Regions from separate parts of the Homo sapiens genome. Here regions 2 and 3 are each linked to region 1. A link is an interaction called in ENCODE POLR2A ChIA-PET data of the cell type or tissue named here. Cell type or tissue: OCI-LY7. All regions are shown on one strand. Each heading gives the region's core, and the rest is flanking DNA. Links, peaks and the distances in the headings are about the cores only.

Region 1 (8,485 bases), core at 2,634-6,633:
TGAAAAAGATAACTGACCAACTAGTTATGACCCATGTTTAGTTATTGTCATGTTGCCTTTTTTTTTTTTTGAGACAGCCTCGCTCTGTTGCCCAGGCTGGAGTGCAGTGGCACCATCTCAGCTCACTGCAGCCTCCCAGGTTCAAGCAATTCTCTGCCTCAGCCTCCTGAGTAGCTGGGATTACAAGTGTGCACCACGAAGTCCGGCTAATTTTTGTATTTTTAGTAGAGACGGGGTTTTGCCATGTTGGCCAGGCTGGTCTCGAACTCCCAGCCTCAAGTGATCCACCCACCTCGGCCTTCCAAAGTGCTGGGATTTTATATTATAAAAATAAAGCAGGCCGGGCGCGGTGGCTCGCGCCTGTAATCCCAGCACTTTGGGAGGCCGAGGCAGGCGGATCACGAGGTCAGGAGATCAAGACCATCCTGGATAACACGGTGAAACCCCATCTCTACTAAAAATACAAAAAAAAAATTAGCCGGGCGTGGTGGCGGGCGCCTGTAGTCCCAGCTACTCGGAAGGCTGAGGCAGGAGAATGGCGTGAACCCGGGAGGCGGAGCTTGCAGTGAGCCGAGATTGCGCCACTGCACTCCAGCCTGGGCGACAGAGCGAGACTGCCTCAAAGAAAAATAAATAAATAAATAAAATAAATAAAGCAATATATTCAGGTAAAATAGACATATATAAAATAACAAAGGAAGTTTCCTTTGACTCATCACCCTTTTCTCTTGTTTGTGACCTCTCCCCGTAGACTCCCAGCCCTTCAGCTTCCCTCTGAATTTCAGTTCTTATTAGCACCAGGATCATGATATGTATAGATAGCATCAAAATGCCAACAAAAACTTCACTTGTTCCAACATCTTTGTGGTTTTTCTTCTTGTAAGTTCCTGGAAGTGACACTTGGTATTTTGTTTAGTTTTGCATAACACTCGTACATAAGAGTGTATATGCGCTGATGTAGTAGAATGAGTCTTTAGAGAGTAAGGCAACCAAGCTAAAGTGTGATGATCTCTGTTCATCAGGTACTTATTCATAGCCAATCTGTAATCTGCATCAAAGAAATAATTTATATAGGCCTTCTTGATGAATGGGTAGGTGTCCATAGGGAATGCCCAGATTGTTGCAGAAATTATTCATAACATCTTATCTTCCTCTTAGTTAATAATTGTATGTGTTCCTTTATCTACTTAACGTTAAGATAAAAAATTTTCTTCTGCTTTCTGAATATGTCTTATTTAGAATTATATCCCAAGAAGAATACAATTCTGAGGATGTTCATAATTGTATTAATTGCATAGTTTTGTTTGTTTGTTTGTTTGCTCTGTCGCCCAGGCTGGAGTGCAGTGGCACAATCCCAGCTCACTGCAACCTCCACCTCCCGGGTTCAAGTGATTCTCCTCCCTCAGCCTCCTGAGTGGCTGAGATTACAGGCGCATGCCACCACACCAGCTAATTTTTGTGTTTTTAGTAGAGACTGGGTTTCACCGTGTGGGTCAGGCTGGTCTTGAACTCCTGACCTTGTGATCCCCCCACCTTGGCCTCCCAAAATGCTGGGATTATAGGTGTGAGCCACTGCGCCCAGCCAAATTGCATGGTTTTAAGTTAAAATTTTAAAGTAAGTTTGGGGAGGAAAGGTATTTGAATAACTATTAACATCAATGTGGAGTCTATACAGTCATCTCAATGTAGGGGAGTATATCTTTAATTTGCCTGTCAGTGAATCTTCACTTTTACCTTGACCTAACATTTAATCTTCAATAGATACATTGCTAGTGCTTTAAATGTGGATAATTGGTTTTGCATGTTATTGTTAATTGTACACAAGAATTGTCTTTGTTTTTCTATCAATGCACTTTCTTACATATCTTGGTAAAACTAACTTTTTGCTGATTTAGCATATTCACCTATAGTTTGTAGCTTCTCTTGTCATTTCAAAAATGTAAATAAGGCTATCCTCAGCATTATTTTGACTGACATCTATTTATAGTGGTACATTTCTTGTAAAGACTACATATCAGCATAAATTTTTTATTTACTCTTAATAACTCTGAGTAATCTCGTGTGTGTGTGTGTGTGTGTGTGTGTGGTAAGATAATAATTGATCCAGGGTAAAGATGCAGTCAAAGAATTCCAATCTTTTTAACTGTTCCTTGCCCTAAATGACTGTCCTTGATGTGCCAGCTAGAGACCACTCATCTCTTCTTCTCTGCTTACTTTCATGTCCACTAACTATGTACTGGTTTTTAACCAGTTTCATTATAGTAAAACATATCAACAAGCAATGTCAGGGGACTGGAATATTCTTTAAGCAATGTTGGCTATATTAGACTTCAAGGGGGCTAGAAAGACTTCATCTCCCCCCAGTACAAATATTACTACCTTTGTCTTCCTGCTAGTGGGCTCATTCCTAAATTAGACAACACAGGTGTGTATCCAGATGAATATATTTACAAGTCATTTCCTCTAGCCTTCTAACTCATTCTAACTCATCAGTGAGTTACAATGAGTGAGAAATCGCTATCAAAATTGTTGACATATAGATCCTAGAACCTTAAGAGAGTTTAAGAAGTTATTTAATCCAGCTCACTGCCCTCAGTCAGTTAGAACTTTACAATCCCAATTTTACAGATGCGATTAGATGAGGTCAGAGAAGTTAATTGATATGCCCCATGGCATGTGGCTAATTAATATCAGAACAGGATTGAAATTGGGTAGTACCCCTTCTACCATATAACACTATCTTCATGGATATAATAACTATTTATTGGATAGAAACAATGGGCCCTACATATCTTTGAAATCTAAGGAAACTGGCAAAAATTGAAAACATAAAAACAGCTATGTTCTCAAAGACTTTAACTCTGTCTTCCCACAGTTTATGCTTAACTAATTGAAAAGCATCAGGACAGTGAACAGAAGGAATACATTGGAATGCAAGAGATATGAATGAAAGCACTGGAGTTAGAAGCTTGTGAGTTTGGGACCTGGCGTGGTGGCTCACACTTGTAATCCCAGCACTTTGGGAGGCCAAGGCACAAGGCACACTTGTAATCCCAGCACTTGAGGTCAGGAGTTCGAGACCAGCCTGGCCAACATGGCAAAACCCCATCTCTATTAAAAATACAAAAATTAGCCTGGCGTGGTGACATGCGCCTGAAATCCCAGCTACTCAGAAGCCTGAGGCAAGAGAATTGCCTGAACCTGGGAGGCAGAGGTTGCAGTGAGCTGAGATCATACCACTGCACTCCATCCTGGGCGACAGAGCAAGACTTTGTCTCAAAAAAAATAAAAAATAAAATTAAAAAGATATAATTCATTAAACATTGTTCTTACATCAAAAGGTATGATTTATTGTTTATTCTTATATATTTTCAGCTTGTTCTCAAGATTATAACACCACTAGTACAATATAAGGACACATTCCCCAAAGCATTAGCATTTGGTTTTACCATTTTTGTCTACTTAAATTAATAGATATGACTTGTTATCCTTTCTTTTTTTTTTCTTTTCCTAATTGTAAGACTAACACAAAGTATTTGTAGAATGCTTGGGAATACAAAAAATGTAGAGAAATCCTACCACCTGGAGATAAATCTCTTTCTATGTGTATTATTTTACTTACATTAACTCTCTTTCTAAGAGAGTCCCTGAAGAAAGAAATTTTTCTCTCAATACTTTAATAAATCAAGGCTAGGTTTTATCTATGCCCCGATTTCCATGCATAGTTCAGCAAAGCTCCATTTTTCCCTAAAAGCCAACCTTCCTCTGCCCTTGACTTTGGTGAGATGACAGCGTCCAAAGGAAGCTGAAGTTGAAAGGTTGAAGGAAGTGGCTAAGTGAGGCAGGGGACTCTCAGTAAATTAAAGTGTTGAGAATCAGCTTTTAAAGATAATTTTTTCTGAAGATAGGTGTAGAAAAGACAGGAAATCCTGCTTTGTTACTTATTTAGAACCTAACTTACTTTATTTCTGTTTTAAAAAATACAGAAAAAAATTCTACAGACTACTGTCTAAAACTTTTATCCTCTTACTAGTACATCTTGGTGCGTTTGATTTATGGATTCACAGAGAATATTTAAGGGATGTTCATACTAACAAGAGTTATTGTCAGCTGACAGGAAGGAGGACTTCAGGGTGGGTGAGGCCAGGCCTCAGGAAATTCCAGAAAGTCTTAAAAGTATCTTGTCTATTCTCTTTCCTTGACATTAGAATGATTAAGGCTCCCTCAAGTGTCTGAGTAAAAAGAGCTAAAATGTGATAAAAGTCTGTTACAGAAGAGTATTTTGGTATCAGAATTCGTGTGTGTGTGTGTGTGTGTTTTGTGTTCCTTTACTTCCTTGAGAAATATTGGAGGAAACCCCTCCTTCTTCCTGTACCTCAGATTACCACTTGGAAAATGTGGATCATAAAACTCATCTTAAATGCATTTGAGATCATTTTTGTTTGTTTGTTTGTTTGCTTGCTTTTGAGACAGGGCCTTGTTATATCGTCCAGGCTGGAGTGCCGGGGCACAATCATAGGTCACTACAGCCTCGACTTCCTGGACTCAATCATCCCACTTCAGCCTCCGGAGTAGCTGGGACTGCAGGCATCACCACTATGCCTGGCTAATTTTTTTTTTTTTTTTTTAAAGCAGAGACAGGGTCTCACCATGTTGCCCAGGCTGATCTCAAACTCCTGGCCTCAAGCAACCCTCCTGCCTCTGCCTCCCAAAGTGCTGGATTACAGGCGTGAGCTACCACGCCCAGCCTTGTTGTTATTCTTTTTTTTTTTTTTTTTTGGGGGGGTGGGGCGGAGTTTCGCTCTTGTTGCCCAGGCTGGAGTGCAATGGCGTGATCTTGGCTCGCTGCAACCTCTGCCTCCCAGGTTCAAGTGATTCTCCTGCCTCAGCCTCCCAAGTAGCTGGGATTACAGGTGTCCACCACCATGCCTGGCTAATTTTTTGTATTTTTAGTAGAGATGGGGTTTCACCAGGTTGGCCAGGTTGGTCTTGAACTCCTGACCTCAGGTAATCCACCTGCCTTGGCCTCCCAAAGTGCTGGGATTACAGGCATGAGCCACCATGCCCAGCCAAGCCTTGTTATTCTTAATGTTTGAGTGGTTTAAAGGTGAAATATATTGAAAGTAATGCTGTGCTTCACTGAACCTGCGATATCATGAAAACCCATCTTACCTCACAGCTGTGTTTCTCCTCAGAGCCACAGTCTGTATGAGGGATTTTTCAGAGACAGTTCTCTTCCTATTTTTCTCTGAGACCAAATGGCTTTGTTCATGTACTTTTTTAGTACTTGAAATAAATTAATGCAGAGTTTTGATACCCCCATGGAGCAAAAGGCTTCAAAAAAAAGGTAAGGGGGCCTTATTTAATTAACCCAGCAGTTTAAATTAAAAGCTAACAAAGATGGGAAATTTTATGCGTTTAAAACCAAAGAAAGCCTCTGCCCTGGCAAGGTGTATGCTCTGGTTCTAAATGATTATGCTCCCAATAACAGCAGTGCAGGGACTTCACACAAGACAGAGAAGGATGTGTAGCTCCAACTAGACAGAAAACAGCTCTCTGCAGGTTGTAACATGTAACACATATTCTTGGAATTGTGCTTGAACTTTGACAGAAAGCAAATATCTGTATTAAGAACACAGAACCCGTTTCCTTTTGGTTGTTCTTTTCTTTTTTTCTTTTTTTTTTTTTTTTTGGAAATGGGGTCTTGCTCTGTTGCCCAGGCTGGAGTGCAGTAATCTTGGCCCACTGCAACCTCCACCTCCCTGGTTCAAGCGATTCTCCTGCCTCAGCCTCCCCAGTAGCTAGGATTACAGGCACGTGCCACCATGCTCAGCTAATTTTTGTATTTTTAGTAGAGATGGGGTTTCGCCATGTGGGCGAGGCTGGTCTCAAACTCCTGACCTCAAGTGATCCACCTGCCTCGGCCTCCCAAAGTGCTAGGATTACAGGTGTGAGCCACTGCACCCGGCCCCTTTTGGTTTTTCAAAAGAAGTTTATCAGTAGGCTTTCTCCCATTTTGAGTTTTGAAAATTCTAATTTTTGTAGTGGTTATCTTCCAGTGCAGCAGCATTTGGAATAAATATGTGGAATTTTCTTTATTTTAATGATCAGCAAATAAGAAGTATGTTGAAAACAAAATAAAAAGGTGGGCCAGGCGCGGTGGCTTACGCCTGTCATCCCAGCACTTTGGGAGGCCAAGGAGGGCAGATCATTTGAGGTCAGGAGTTTCAGACCAGCTTGACCAACATGGTGAAACCCCAACTCTACCAAAAACTCAAATAATTAGGTGTGGTAGCAGACGCCTGTAATCCCAGCTACTCTGGAGGCTGAGACAGGAGAATTGTGTGAGCTTAGGAGGTGGGGGTTGCAGTGAGCTGAGATCACACCACTGTATTCCAGCCTGGGTGACAGAGTAAGACTCTGTCTCAAAATAAATAAATAAATAAAAATTAAAAATGTGGATTGAGGGTATCCTGCCAGACATATCTTTTCCTTTTGACCAAGATCTTCATTATCTTTTTTCTTTTTTTTTTTTTTTTTTTTGAGATGGAGTCTCGCTCTGTCACCTAGCCTGGAGAGCAGTGGCACAATTTCTGCTCACTGCAACCTCCATCTCTGAAGTTCAAGTGATTCTCAACCTCAGCCTCCTGAGTAGCTGAGATTACAGGTGCGCACCGCCACCCCAGCTAATTTTTGTATATTTAGTAGAGACAGGGTTTCACAATGTTGGCCAGGCTGGCCTCGAACTCTTGACCTCAAGAGATCCACCCACCTTGGCCTCCCAAAGTGCTGGGATTACAGGTGTGAGCCACCGCACCCAACCACTTCATTTTCAGATAGCGGCTGCTCCTAGAGCAAGAGTATGTTGAGCTGTGTGAGTCATATGGATGTATAATAATTCATGAAAGTATGCCTGACCTGTGTGTGATGTAGCACGGATAGTGTTGTTCCAGCTTGTTTTAGTTTTTATTAAAAATAGACCCAATCAGGCCGGATGCAGTGGCCCACACCTGTAATCCCAGCACCTTGGGAGGCCGAGGCTCCTTGAGCCCAAGAGTTTGAGACCAGCCTGGGCAACGTGGTGAGACCCTGTCTCTACTGTAAAAAAAAAAAAAAAAGAAAGAAAGAAAAAATAGACTTAAATCAACAATATAAATTGCAAAGCTGACTGGATATAAATTATTATTATTACTTTTTGAGCAGGGTCTTACTCATCACCCAGGCTGGAATGCAGTAGTGCGGTCACGGCTCACTGTATTCTTTTTTGTAGAGATGGAGTCTTCCTATGTTGCCCAGGCTAGTCTTGAACTCCTAGGCTCAAAGGATCCTCCTGGCTCAGCCTCCCAAAGTGTTGGGATTACAGGCATGAACCACCAAACCCAGCAAGGAGACAAATTATATATACACACACACACATATGTAATATGTATATAATATATTTTTATTTTTATTATTTCTTTTGAGACAGGGTCACACTCTGTTGCCCAGGCTGGAGTGCAGTGGCATGATCTTGGCTCACTGCAACATACACCTCCCAGGCTCAAGCAATTTTCCTACTGCAGCCTTCTGAGTACCTGGGACTACAGGCGCATGCCATAATGCCCAGCTAACTTTTGGTTTTTTTTGAGACGGAGTCTTGCTTTGTCACCCAGGCTGGAGTGCAGTGGCCTGATCTCTGCTCACTGCAACCTCCGCCTCCTGGGTTCAAGCGATTCTCCTGCTTCAGCCTCCTGAGTAGCTGGGATTACAGGTGCGGGCCACCACGCCTGGCTAATTTTTTTGCATTTTTAGTAGAGACGGGGTTTCACCATGTTGGTCAGGCTGGTCTCGAACTCCTGACCTCGTGATCCTTCTGCCTCGGCCTCCCAAAGTGCTGGGATTACAGGCGTGAGCCACCGTGCCCAGTCTAACTTTTGTATCTTTTTTGTAGAGACAAGGTTTTGCCATGCTGCCCAAGCTGGTCTCAAACTCCTGGGCTCAAGTGATCCACCTGTCTCAGCCTCCCAAAGTGCTAGGATTATAAGCTTGAGCCACTGTGCCTAGCCTTGGGAGATATATTAAATATATATTGAATTTGAAAGAAACTATTCTTACTGGTGTGGTATAAACAGACCAATCCTTGGCTCTGATTTCTGATGTGGTATGTTTTCTGTCTCCAAGGAGGGGGTATAAAAAATATGTAAAAGTGATAGTTCACTTTCTTTTCTTTTTTTTTTTTTTTGAGACAGGGTCTCACTCTGTTTCTCAGGCTGGAGTGCAGTGGAGCGATCTCTGCTCCCTGCAACCTCTGCCCCCCTGGTTCAAGCAATCCTCCCACCTCAGCCTCCCAAGTAGCTGGGACCGCAGGTGCATGTCACCACACCTGGCTAATTTTTTGTATTTTTAGTAGAGACAGGGTCTCACCATGTTGCCCAGTCTGGTCTCAAATTCCTGAGCTCCAGCAATCTGCCCGCCTTGGCCTCCCAAAATGGTGGTTTTACAGGTG
Region 2 (5,994 bases), core at 861-4,860, 390 kb after region 1:
AAGTTCTTCAAAAGACTCCTCTTATGGAACTTCCTTCATAGTACAGCTATCTATCCACATGTCTGTTTTCTTTTCTTCCCTTGAGGCAGAGTCTTGCTATGTTGCCCAGGCCGGTCTTGAACTCCTGGGCTCAAGCAATCCTCTGCTTCTATGCATTCAACTTTTTAGAATCCACATATGAGATCACGTGGTATTTGTCTGGGCCTGGCTTATTTCACGTAACATAATGTTCTCCAGATTCATCCACGTTGTTACCAATGACAGGATTTCCTCCTTTTTTAGGACTGAATAGTGTCCTATTATGTGTATATAGCATCTTTTCTTTATCCATTCATCTACTGATGGATACTTAGGTTGGTTCCATATCTTGACTACAATGAATAAACATGGGAGTACAGATATCTCTTCAACATCCTGATTTAATGGTAGTTCTATTTAAGGGTTTTTAATTTTTTTTTTTTTTTTGAAGCGGAGTCTTGCACCGTTGCCCAGGCTGGAGTGCAGTGGCGCAATCTCAGCTCACTGCGAGCTCCACCTCCCAGGTTCAAGCTATTCTCCCGCCTCGGCCTCCCAGGTAGCTGGGACTACAGGTGCCCACGACCACGCCCGGCTAATTTTTTGTAGTTTTAATAGAGATGGAATGGTCTCGATCTCCTGACCTCGTGATCTGCCCACCTCGGCCTCCCAAAGTGCTGGGATTACAGGCGCGAGCCACTGCACCCGGCCTTTTTTTTTTTTTTTTTTTAAATACAAGGTCTTGTTGTGTTGTCTAGGCTGGTCTTGAACTCCTGACCTCAAGTGATCCTCCTGCCTTGGCCTCCCAAAGTGTTAAGATTATAGGTGTGAGCCACTGGGTCTGGCCTATTTTAAGTTTTTTGAGAAACTTCCATACTATTTACCATAGTGGCTATACTAATTTATATTCCCTCCAGTGGTGTACAAGGGTTCCCTTTTCTCCACATCCTTGCCAACACTTATTTGTCTTTTTTATAATATTCTAAATGTATGAGGTAATATCTCATTGTGGTTTAAATTTACATTTCCCTGATGATTCGTGATATCGAGCATTTTTTCGTATACCCACTGGCCATTTGTCTGTCTTTTAAGAAATGTCAGGCTCTGCACGGTGGCTCATTGCCTGTAATCCCAGCACTTTGGGAGGGAGAGGCAGGCAGATTGCTTGAGCCCAGGAGTTCGAGACCAGCCTGGGCAACGTGGTCAAAGTCTGTCTCTACAAAAAAAATCCAAAAAATTAGTTGGGCGTGGTGATGCATGCCTGTAGTCCCAGCTACTCAGGAGGCTGAGGTGGGAGGATCAGCTGAGCCCAGGAGTTTGAGGTTGCAGTGAGCCATGATTGATTGCACCACTGCAACCAGCCTGCACTCCAGCCTGAGTGAATGAGATGTGTGGTTTACAAACATTTTCTCCTATTCTGTAGATTGTCTCTTTAATCTGCTGTTTCCTTTGCTCTGCAGAAGCTTTTTAGTTTGATGTAATCCCCTTTGTTGCCTGTGCTTTTGGGGTCATATCCAAAAAGTCATTGCCCAGACCAATGTCATGGAGTTTTTACCCTGTATTTTATTTTCTCCTAGTAGTTTTACAGTTTCTGGTCAGGTTTAAGGTTTTTTTGTTTTTTTTTTTTTCCAAGACACAGCCTTGCTGTGTCACCCAGGCCAGAGTGCAGCAGCGCGATCTCGGCTTACTACAACCTCCACTACCTCCTGGGTTCAAGAGATTCCTGTGCCTCTGCCTCCCAAGTAGCTGGAATTACAGGCATGAGCCACCACACCCAGCTAATTTTTGTATTTTTAGTAGAGATGAGGTTTCACCATGTTGCCCAGGCTGGTCTCAAACTCCTGACCTCATGTGATCTGCCTGCCTTGGCCTCCCAAAGTGCTGGGATGATAGGCATGAGCACTGCGCCCGGCCAGGTTTAAGTTTTTAATCCATTTTGAGTTGATTTTTATATATGGTGTGAGATGAGGGTCTAATCTAATTTCAGTCTTCTGCATGTGAATATCCAGTTTTCTCAACACTAATTACTAAGGAGACTGTCTTTCCCTGTTGTATGTTCTTGGCATCTTTGTCAGCAATCAATTAACTGTAAACATGTGGATTTATTTCTGGTCTCTCTATTCTGAACCATTCATCTAGTATCTGTTTTTATGCCAGTACCATGCTATTTTGATTACTATAGCTTTGTAGTAGGTTCTTCAAATCAGTTAGTGTAATGCCTCCAAGTTTGTTCTTTTGCTCAAGAACAAACTTTTGCTCAGCTTATTTACCTGGCTTTACTCTAGGATGTGGTGTGATAGGTAGCATGGAGAATTTTGGATTCTCAGGGGTAGGTTCAATTCCTATATTCTAGAAATAAGAGGATTTTAACCTCTATTGTTTACTCTATCAAAGTAATTCTTTTGTGAGATGTATTGCTTTGGCTATTTGGGGTCTTTTATGGTTCCATATGAGTTTTAGGATTTTTTTTCCTATTTCTATGAAAAATATAATTGATATCTTGATAGGGATTGCATTGAATCTGTAGATTGCTTTGGGTATTTATGGACATTTAAAAAATATTAATTCTTCCAATCCCTGAACATGGGACATCTTTCCAGTTATTCATGTCAATTTCTTTTATCAGTGTTTTATAGTTTTTAGTGTAGAGATCCTTCACCTCCTTGGTTAAACTTATTCCCAATATTTTACTATTTTGTACTTTTTTAGGTAGTTCGTTGTTAACATATAGAAAGGCTACTGATTTTTTTTTCTTGCATGTCTTATGTCCCCTATAGACTGAAAGCTCCAAGAAGCCCAAGAGCTGACCCTTCTCTGAATCGCCCCCAGCTATATACCCAAGCATTGCATTTCCTAGTAAGTTTGTCGGTTCAGAAATATCTGTAGAATTAATAGGTTAGTACTATTTGCCAGAGAGAGTCACTGCGGTCTAAGATTGGGTTGAGAACTTTTTTTTTTTTTTTATGAGACAGACTCTCACTCTGTCACCCAGGCTGGAGTACAGTGGCGCGATTTCAGCTCACCACAACCTCAGCCTCTCAGGTTCAAGCAATTCTTCTGCCTCAGCCTCCCAAGTAGCTGGATCACAGGCGCGTGCCACCATGCCTGGCTAATTTTTGTATTTTTAGTAAAGACAGGGTTTCACCATGTTGATCAGGCTGGACTCGAACTCCTGACCTCGTAATCCACCCACCTTGGCCTCCCAAAGTGCTGGGATTACAGGCATGAGCCACCGCGTCCAGCCTTTTTTTTTTTTTTTTTTTTTTGAGAGGGTTGAGAACTTTGAAAGGGTCAGAGACAAATCTGAAAATGTCCCTTCCTCACCCTCAGTATGGTTTGTCCTATGGGCCCTAAGAGCCATTTGATGGAGGATAGTTAGGGGTCTTTTGGGGAACCTGATGAGCCCATGTATGTTCTTAGCTGTCCCTTCTTTCTAACCTTCTTTCTGATGAGAAGGAAAGGAGATCACCAGTTCTGCAGGGGGCAGGGTGGCTCAGGGCCTGGTCTGGTTGGTAGGAGTGGTACACTGGCAGAGGGCGTGGCAGGGAGTGCAGAAATACAAGGAAGGGCCTCTCCTCGGGGAGCTCCCCTTCTAACAGTATAGGGAGTCCCCTCCTCTTCACAGGGAATGTTCAAGAACACAATGCATTGCATTTGGAAATACTGATCTTGCAGGAGGCACTTGTAGAAGACAGAACAATGAGGCTGCACGAGTCCAGGAAAGCTTGTCCGAAGAGTTGCTCTGGGGCCAGACAAAGGCAGAGCTTTGAGGGTTGTGTTGAGGGCTTTGGTCGTTCCCAAAAGCAGTAGGAGGTCGTGGGAAGATTTGAAGTGGGAAGAACACCATCAGATTTATAGTTTTAGAAGGTTGCTATGGTGGAGCTCCTTGGAAAAGTGTTTGTGGCAAGGAAAATACAAGATAAGCCGGGAACATCTTATGGCAAGAGAGTGCTTAAAAAAAAAGGAAGCACTGGCCGGGTGTGGTGACTTAAGCCTGTAATCCCAGCACTTTGGGAGGCCCAGGTGGGTGGAGCTCTTGAGGTCAGGAGTTCGAAACCAGCCTGGCCAACGTGGTGAAACCCCATCTCTACTAAAAATATAAAAATTAACCAGGTGTAGCAGCACACACCTGTGGTCCCAGCTACTCAGGAGGCTGAGGCATGAGAATCGCTTGAGCCGAGATCACGCCATTGCACTCCAGCCTGGGCAACAGGGCAAGACTTGTCTTAAAAAGAAAAGGAAGCATGTTGAAAGAAGGACCCAACCTGAAAGATTCTCAATGGCCAATGGCCATAGCTGGAATTTGAGCAATGAAATGTGATAATATTATTGGATTATAACCCAAAGATTAAAATAAATATCCAGTTCATCCATACCAATATAAATACATGATTAAATGGGATGAAGGGACAATTATTCCTTATAGAAAACTTGCAATTAATAAATATAGAAGGAAGATAAGAAATTGAAAATTATGTTTTAGAGCACCATAGTAATTGCTACAAGCAAGATCCACTGATTTTGGTAAAAAAATTGCTGGGTGAAAATTTAAGGAGAAACAGGATATTTACATAGTCCAAAGTATTGCCCCCAAAAATATTTAATTACAAAAGGAAAAATAGTGACTTTATAATGGAGAAACCAATTAATAGATACTGCCTAACCAAGTGATGAGGTTAAAACATCACCAGGAACAAGAAACCTTGATATCATGTGTGTCCTCAGATATAATGCCCTGGGGAAGGCATATCACCTCCGTGGTATTCTTCTCAAAGCATATAACCTCAGTCTAATTAGTGAGAACATCAAACAACCCAAATTGGAGGACATTCTCCAAAATGTTGACCAGTCCCTTCAGAAGTGTTACAATGATGAAAGGTAAGGAAAGGTCGAGGGATTGTCATGAATTGTAGACACTAAGGAGACTGGGTGACCAAGTACCCTGTGGAATCCTGGATTGGATCTTGGAACAGAATATTGATAGAAAAACGGATAAGATCCATATAAAGGCTATAGTTTCATTTTCTAAAAATTGTTCTGCTAAAGAAAGATGTGGAACCATGAGAACGTGCTACTATGTCTTTTTTTTAAGTATGTATTTATACATAAAGTAACACATAGGCACACAGAAGAAGAGGTGGAAGAGGGGTGGGAGGAGCAGGGGAATGTAATAGGCAAGGGAAAAGTCATCCAGGAAGAAGTGGATACCCTCAAGAAAGTGAAAAGACAGCCCACAGAATGGAAGAAAATATTTTCTTTTTCTTTTTTTTTTTTTTTTGAGACGGTGTCTCACACTGTCGCCCAGGCTGGAGTGCAATGGCACTATCTCGGCTCACTGCAGCCTCCACCTCCCGGGTTCACACGGTTCTCCTGCCTCAGCCTCCCGAATAGCTGGGATTACAGGCGCACACCACCACACCCAGCTAATTTTTTGTATTTTTAGTAGAGACGGGCTTTCACTATGTTGGCCAGGCTGGTCTCGAACTTCTGACCTCGTGATCCGCCCACTTCGGCCTCCCAAAGCGCTGGGGTTACAGGCTTGAGCCACCACACCCGGCTGGAAGAAAATATTTTCAAATCATATATATATATATATATATAAATATAAAATAAAGGACTTGTATCTAGAATATGTAAAGAATTCTGAAAACTAGGCTGGGCAAAGTTGCTCATCCCTGTAATCCCAGTGCTTTGGGAGGCCAAGGCAGGAGGATTACTAGGAGGAGTTCAAGATCAGCCTGGGCAGTATGGCAAGACCCTGTCTTTACAAAAAATTTTAAAATTAGCCAGCTGTGGTAGTCCTAGTTACCTGGGAGGCTGAAGTGGGAGGACCACTTGAGCCTAGGAGTCTGAAGTTACAGTAAACTATGACTGTGGCAGTGCACTCCGGCCTAAGTGATAGAGCCAGATCTTGTCTCTTAAAAAAAAAATGTAGGCCAGGCGCAGTGTCTCATGCCTGTAATCCCAGCACTTTGGAAG
Region 3 (5,994 bases), core at 861-4,860, 86 kb after region 1:
TTGTTTGGTTGAGCTCAGTTGGAGGTATCTCATGTGGTTGCAGTCAGATTTCAGCTGGGAATGGAGTTATTTATTTGAATGAAGATGCAGGTGCAATGGACGTCCAAGATGATTTACTTACCTAGTTTTGCCTGGCTATCAGTCAATGCTGGATTTTCCCTAGGAGCTCAGTCAGGGCTGTCAACTGAAGTGCCTGTACATGCCTCTCCATTATCTTGGGCTTTGCACAGGTGGCTAGGTTCCAAGAGGCAGGAAGCAGAAGCTGCTAGGACACTTAAGAGTGTTGTCTAGGCTGGGCATGGTGGCTCCTGCCTGTAATCCCAACACTTGAGGAGGCCAAGGCAGAAGGATTGCTTGAGGCCAAGAGTTTGGGACCAGCGTGGGCACAAGGTGAGACCCCATCTCTACAAAAAATTAAAAAATTAGCCAAGTGTTATGGTGTACACCTGTAGTCCCAGCTACTCTGGAGAATCAGGTGGGAGGATGACTTGAGCTCAGGAGTTTGAAGTTAACAGTGAGCAATGACTGCACCACTGCACTGCAGCCTGGGCGACAGAATGAGACCCTGTCTCAAAAAAACAGTGTTGTCTAGTAGTGGCACCCATCACTTCCACTGTATGCTACTGATCAAAGTAATCACAGGGACTGCCCAGATGCAAGGCAGGGTGGTAAGAGACTCTACCTCTTGATGAAGAAGTGGCAAGGTCACTGAAGACCAGTGGAATGGGAGACATTGCTGCAGCCATCTATGAAAGATTCAATATGCCACAATGAGGAAACCTAGTCTCAGAAGTTGTTTAAAAAGGCCAGGTGTGGTGGCTTACCATCTGTAATCCCAGCACTTTGGGAGGCTGAGGGAGGAGGACTGCTTGAGGCCAGGAATTCAAGACCAGCCTGAGCAACAAAGGGAGACCCCATCTCTACAAATAATTTTTTTAATTAGCCACAAGTGGTGCCATGCACCTATGGTCCAGCTACTCAGGAGGCTGAAGTGGGAGGATCTTTTGAGCCTGGAGGTCAAGACTGCAGTGAGCCGTGATTACGCCACTGTACTCCAGCCTGTATGACAGAGTGGACACACTGTTTTGTTTGTCTCAAACAAAACAAAAACAAAAAAACAGATTGTCCATCTAATCCTAAAAATAATTACGTAAGTTTAGTTGGTGGGTGATAAATGAAGTTCTTCAGACTTTAAATCCAGTATTCATGGTCAGGCACAGTGGCTCACACCTGTAATCTCAGCACTTTGGGAGGCAGACGCAGGCAGATCACCTGAGGTCTAGAGTTCGAGACCAGCTTGGCCAACATGGCAAAACCCCATCTCTACTAAAAATACAAAAATTAGCCAGGCACGGTGATTGCCACCTGAAATCCCAGCTACCAGGGAGGCTGAGGCAGGAGAATCGCTTGAACCCGGGAGATGGAGGTTGCAGTGAGCCAAGATCACACCACTGAACTCCAGCCTGAGTGACAGAGTGAGACCCTGTCTAAAAAAAAAAAAAAAAAAAGCCGGGCGCGGTGGCTCATGCCTGTAATCCCAGCACTTTGGGAGGCTGAGGCAGGTAGGTCATGAGGTCAGGAGTTCGAGACCAGACTAACCAATATGATGAAACCCCGTCTCTACTAAAAATACAAAAATTAGCTGGGTGTGGTGGTGCGTGCCTGTAATCCCAGCTACTCAGGAGGCTGAGGCAGGAGAATTGCTTGGAGCTGGGAGATGGAGGTTGCAGTAAGCTGAGATCACGCCATTGCACTCCAGCCTGGGCAACAGAGCAAGAGCGAGACTCCATTTCAAAAAAAAAAAAAAAAATCCAGTATTCATGCAGGAAAATATTTTCAGTTCAGTAACATAGTCATTAAGTACCTACTTTATGATAGGCACTATAGCAGGAGCTACAGACACAAAGATGAACAAGATCTGGTTTCTATCCTCAAAGTGCTCATACTCCAGTAAGGGGGAAATAAAATGCAATGTGATAAGAACTATTCTAAATTATTCTTGGCAAGGTGGAGGAAAACTTGAGAGTAAAGCTGGGCCATTAGAGTTAGGTGGAGTTTTGCCAGGCAAAAAAGCAATGGAAGGGAAGGGTATTATGTTTAGAAGAGACATGAGAGTATATGAAAGGTATCAGTTCTAGCTTAATGCAGACTAAAATAAACTGAGACAAATATCTAGAAATGATAGGTGAAGTATTTTCTAAGCTGTTTTTTAAAAATGCATAGCAGAGCTTCCAAGAAAGACTAAAGACAAAGGAACTGAAAACTGGAGCAGACAGGAAAATAGCCGATGCAATTACTGAGGGGATAAGGGAAACGTACCTTAAGGACTTGTTTTAATACTGACAACTAAAGACAAGACTGGCTCCAGGCAGGAAACTGAAACCCCCAGTTAAAGCTGGGACCCTGAAAGAGCAACAGCCTTAGTGAAAGAGGGGAAACCATAAAAAAACCCCACCCAGGTGGTGAAAGGAAGAAGCAAGGAAGTCTGAATGCCTAGGCTTGTGAGATCAGGAGATTGTTGAAAATTCTGAATCCTGGGCCTGCCCCTTATGTCAATTTTAGAACATTTCTCATGTGAATAATGAGTGCTCTTCCTGTATGGTCTGGAAAACCACCACTCCCACCAAATCCCCAGCCAAGAAGGTTCTAAAAAGTGGTCTCAGATCCACTGTCCACAGGTTTGCTCTGGAGAGACATATGATGCAGGCAACATGGAACTCTACAGCCACCCTCACCCTATAAAAACTCCAAAAGATGATTTCAGTCAAACCTGCAACCCATGTAACTAATAAAATACTATTATCCAGAATATATAAAGTACTGCCTACGAACTGTTTTTTCAAAGAAGACAACTCAATAGAAAGAGAAGTGGGGCCAGGCACAGTGGCTCATGCCTGTAATCCCAGCACTTTGGGAGGCTGAGGTGGGTGGATCACCTCAGGTCAGGAGTTTGAGGCCAGCCTGACCAACATGGTGAAACCCTGTCTCTACTAAAAATACAAAAATTAGCCTGGCACGGTGGCATGTGCCTGTAGTCCCAGCTACTCGGGAGGCTGAGAGAGAATTGCTTGAACCCGGGAGGTAGAGGTTGCAGTGAGCTGAGATCGCACCACTGCACCCCAGCATGGGCGACAGAGCAAGACTCCATCTCGAAAAAAAAAAGTGGGGGTGAGGGAAGGATATAAATAGGAAAATCCCAGAGGGTAAACATACTAATGGCCAATAAATCAATAAAAAAAAGTCCTCAACCTTATCAGATATCAATGATATGTAAATTAAAATTAATAGAACCACTCAACACCAACAGAATAGGGAAATGCTGGTGAAAGTGAAATTCACATAACCACTTCGGAAAAGCAACTTAACAACTGGTAAAGCTAAATACCAGTGATATTTCCTCCTTTGGAGAAACTAACACATAGGCCCAAGTAAACATACAAAATACTCACTGCATTGCTATTGATTTATAAGAGGGGAAAAGTGGGAACAACCCAATAATGCTTCACTAGGGTAATGGAACAAATTGATATGCTCATTCAGTGGCATAGTATACAGCAATTACAATGAATGAACTATTTTCCTGTCAATATGGATGCATTAGTCTGTTCTCCAGAGAAACAGAACCGATAAGATATATAGATGAGAGACAGAGCTTTACTATATGGAATTGGCTTCTATGGTTCTGGAGGCTGAGAAGTCCCAAGATCTGCAGGTGATAAGCTGAGGACCCAGAAGAGCCAATGGTATAGTTCCAGGCCAATTCCAAAGGCCTGAAAACCAAGAGAGCTGACGGTATGAGTTCCAGTCTGAGTCCACGTCACAAGGTAGAAGACTGATTTTCCACCTCAAAGACAGAGATTCTCTCTTAATCAGCCTTCCTGTTCTGTACAGGCCTTCAATGGGTTGAATGAGGCCCAGAAATATCCTGATAGATACACCCAGAGTAAGACCAAATATGTGGTTACCCTATGACCCAGTCAGGTTGACATATAAAATTAACCATCATAGCCAGGTGTGGTGGCTCATGCCTATAATCCCAGCATTTTAAGAGGCCAAGGTGGGAGGATTGCTTGAGGCAAAGAGTTTGAGACCAGCCTGGGCAACAGTGAGACTCCATCTCTACAAAAATAATAAAAGTAGCCAGGTGTGGTGGTATGTGCCTGTAGCCCAGCTACTCAGGAGGGTGAGGCGGCAGGATCACTTGAGCCCAGGAGGTTGAGGCTGCAGTGAGCTATGATCATGCCACTGCCCTCCCGCCTGGGCAACGGAGAGGAGACCCTACCTCAAAAAAAAAAAAAAAGAGGTCTTGCATATCATGAGAGGGAATGTGTTATGGACTGCATGTTTGTGTCCTCCTCAAAATTCCAATGTCAAAACCCTAACCCCCAGTGGGACAGCATTAGGTGGGCTCTTTAGGGGGTCATTAGGTTCTGAGGATGGACCTCTCGTGATGGGATTAGTGCCCTTATAAAACAAACAAGGAGAGCTTGCTTCCTCTTTCTGCCATGTGAGGACACAGCAAGACGACCATCTGCAAACCAGGAGGTGTGTCCTCATGATGCACTGGATCTGCTGGCAACTTGATCCTGGATTTCCCAGCCTCTAGAACTATGAGAAATAAATTGCTATTACCATCTATGGTAATTTGCTTTAGCCACCCAAACCAAGACACTGCACTGACCTTGACCCTGTAGCCAGTGGTTCTCATCTATACAGCCCAATACCTTTTGAGTTTTTTGGGTTTTTGTTTTTCTTTTTTGGAGACTAAATAGTCTCATTATGATGCCCAGGCCTGATTCACACTCCTGGGTGGGATCAAGTGATTATCCCATCTCAGACTCTCAAGTAGCTGGGATTACAGTCATGTACCATGGTACCCAGCCTTTGGGCTACTTTCTGTATTTACAACACACCCCCTACCCTTTTTTTTTTTTTTTTTAATTGAGACAGGGTCTTGGCCAGGCACCGTGGCTCACATCTATAATCCCAGCACTTTGGGAAGCCAAAGCGGGTGAATCACTTGAGGCCAGGAGTTCGAGTTAACCAGCCTGGTCAACATGGTGAAACCCCATCTCTACTAAAAATACAAAAATTAGCCAGGTGTGGTGGCGCACACACATAGTCCCAGCTACTTGGGAAGCTGAGGCAGGAGAACCGCTTGAACCCGGGAGGCAGAAGGGTGCAGTGAGCCGAGACTGCGCCACTGCACTGCAACCTAGGTAACAGAGGAAGACTGTCTCAAAAAAAGAAAAAAAAGACAGGGTCTCACTCTGTTGCCAGGCTGGAGTGCAGTCGTGCAATCATGGCTCACAGTAACCTCTAACTCCTAGGCTCAGGCAATCCTCCACCTCATCCTTCCAAAGTGTTGGGATTACAGGCGTAAGCCACTGTGCCTGGCCTTAAAACACTCTACTATCCTGTGCAGACTGATCTATATTCTGTTGTATCAGAGACTCAAACACCAGGAGCCAGCTCAGCCATTAATGGCACGATTTTCTGAAATGGTGAACAAACTACTGTACAGTCTTGCCTCTATTTAGTTGCATGCCTGCAGAACTGTACAAAAAATACTTTGTTTTTATGTAAAAGGGAGTTAGGTTATATGCTCAGCTAATTATTATATAAACTTTTTTCACCTACCAAATATCTAGGACATCTGATAGTTGTGCAGGACTTAGGACAATTTGTTGTACAAGACTACCCCAGGGACCAGGTACAGTGGCTCATGCCTGTAATCCCATCATTTTGGGAGGCCGAAGCGGGAGGACCACTTGAAGTCAGGAGTTCAAGACCAGCCTGGACAACATGGTGAAACCCTGTCACTACTAAAAATACAAAAATTAGCCAGGCACAGTGGCATGCGCCTGTAGTCCCAGCTACTCATGAGGCTGAAGTGGGAGGATTGCTTGAACCTGGGAGGTGGAGGCTGCAGTGAGCCGAGATCACGCCACTGCACTCCAACCTAGGCGAAAGAGCGAGACTCCATCTAAACAA

The links. Peaks named below come from ENCODE experiments on the same cell type or tissue, not always from the same donor. Only the 100,000 strongest peaks of a DNase experiment are listed, where the experiment ranks them.
Region 2: POLR2A ChIA-PET joins it to region 1 with 7 read pairs; 2 of 35 experiments call an interaction of 5 or more read pairs at or near these places.
Region 3: POLR2A ChIA-PET joins it to region 1 with 7 read pairs; 17 of 35 experiments call an interaction of 5 or more read pairs at or near these places.

What each region holds. Positions count from the first base shown.
Region 1 is chr12:50,207,626-50,216,110 of GRCh38, reverse strand. All of the region lies in intron 4 of LIMA1 (LIM domain and actin binding 1), which reads left to right. Among named protein-coding and RNA genes, the nearest start is that of MIR1293, 22 kb to the left of the region's middle. In OCI-LY7, for the core only: CTCF peaks have their summits at 4,003 and 4,232; no DNase peak of the experiment used is centred there; H3K4me3 peaks cover 781 bases; H3K27ac peaks cover 1,182 bases.
Region 2 is chr12:49,813,783-49,819,776 of GRCh38, reverse strand. The region is part of intron 1 of NCKAP5L (NCK associated protein 5 like); the gene reads left to right. It also overlaps the pseudogene NMTRQ-TTG6-1. Among named protein-coding and RNA genes, the nearest start is that of NCKAP5L, 12 kb to the left of the region's middle. In OCI-LY7, for the core only: no CTCF peak of the experiment used is centred there; no DNase peak of the experiment used is centred there.
Region 3 is chr12:50,121,978-50,127,971 of GRCh38, reverse strand. No RefSeq gene overlaps it. Among named protein-coding and RNA genes, the nearest start is that of COX14, 13 kb to the right of the region's middle. In OCI-LY7, for the core only: no CTCF peak of the experiment used is centred there; no DNase peak of the experiment used is centred there.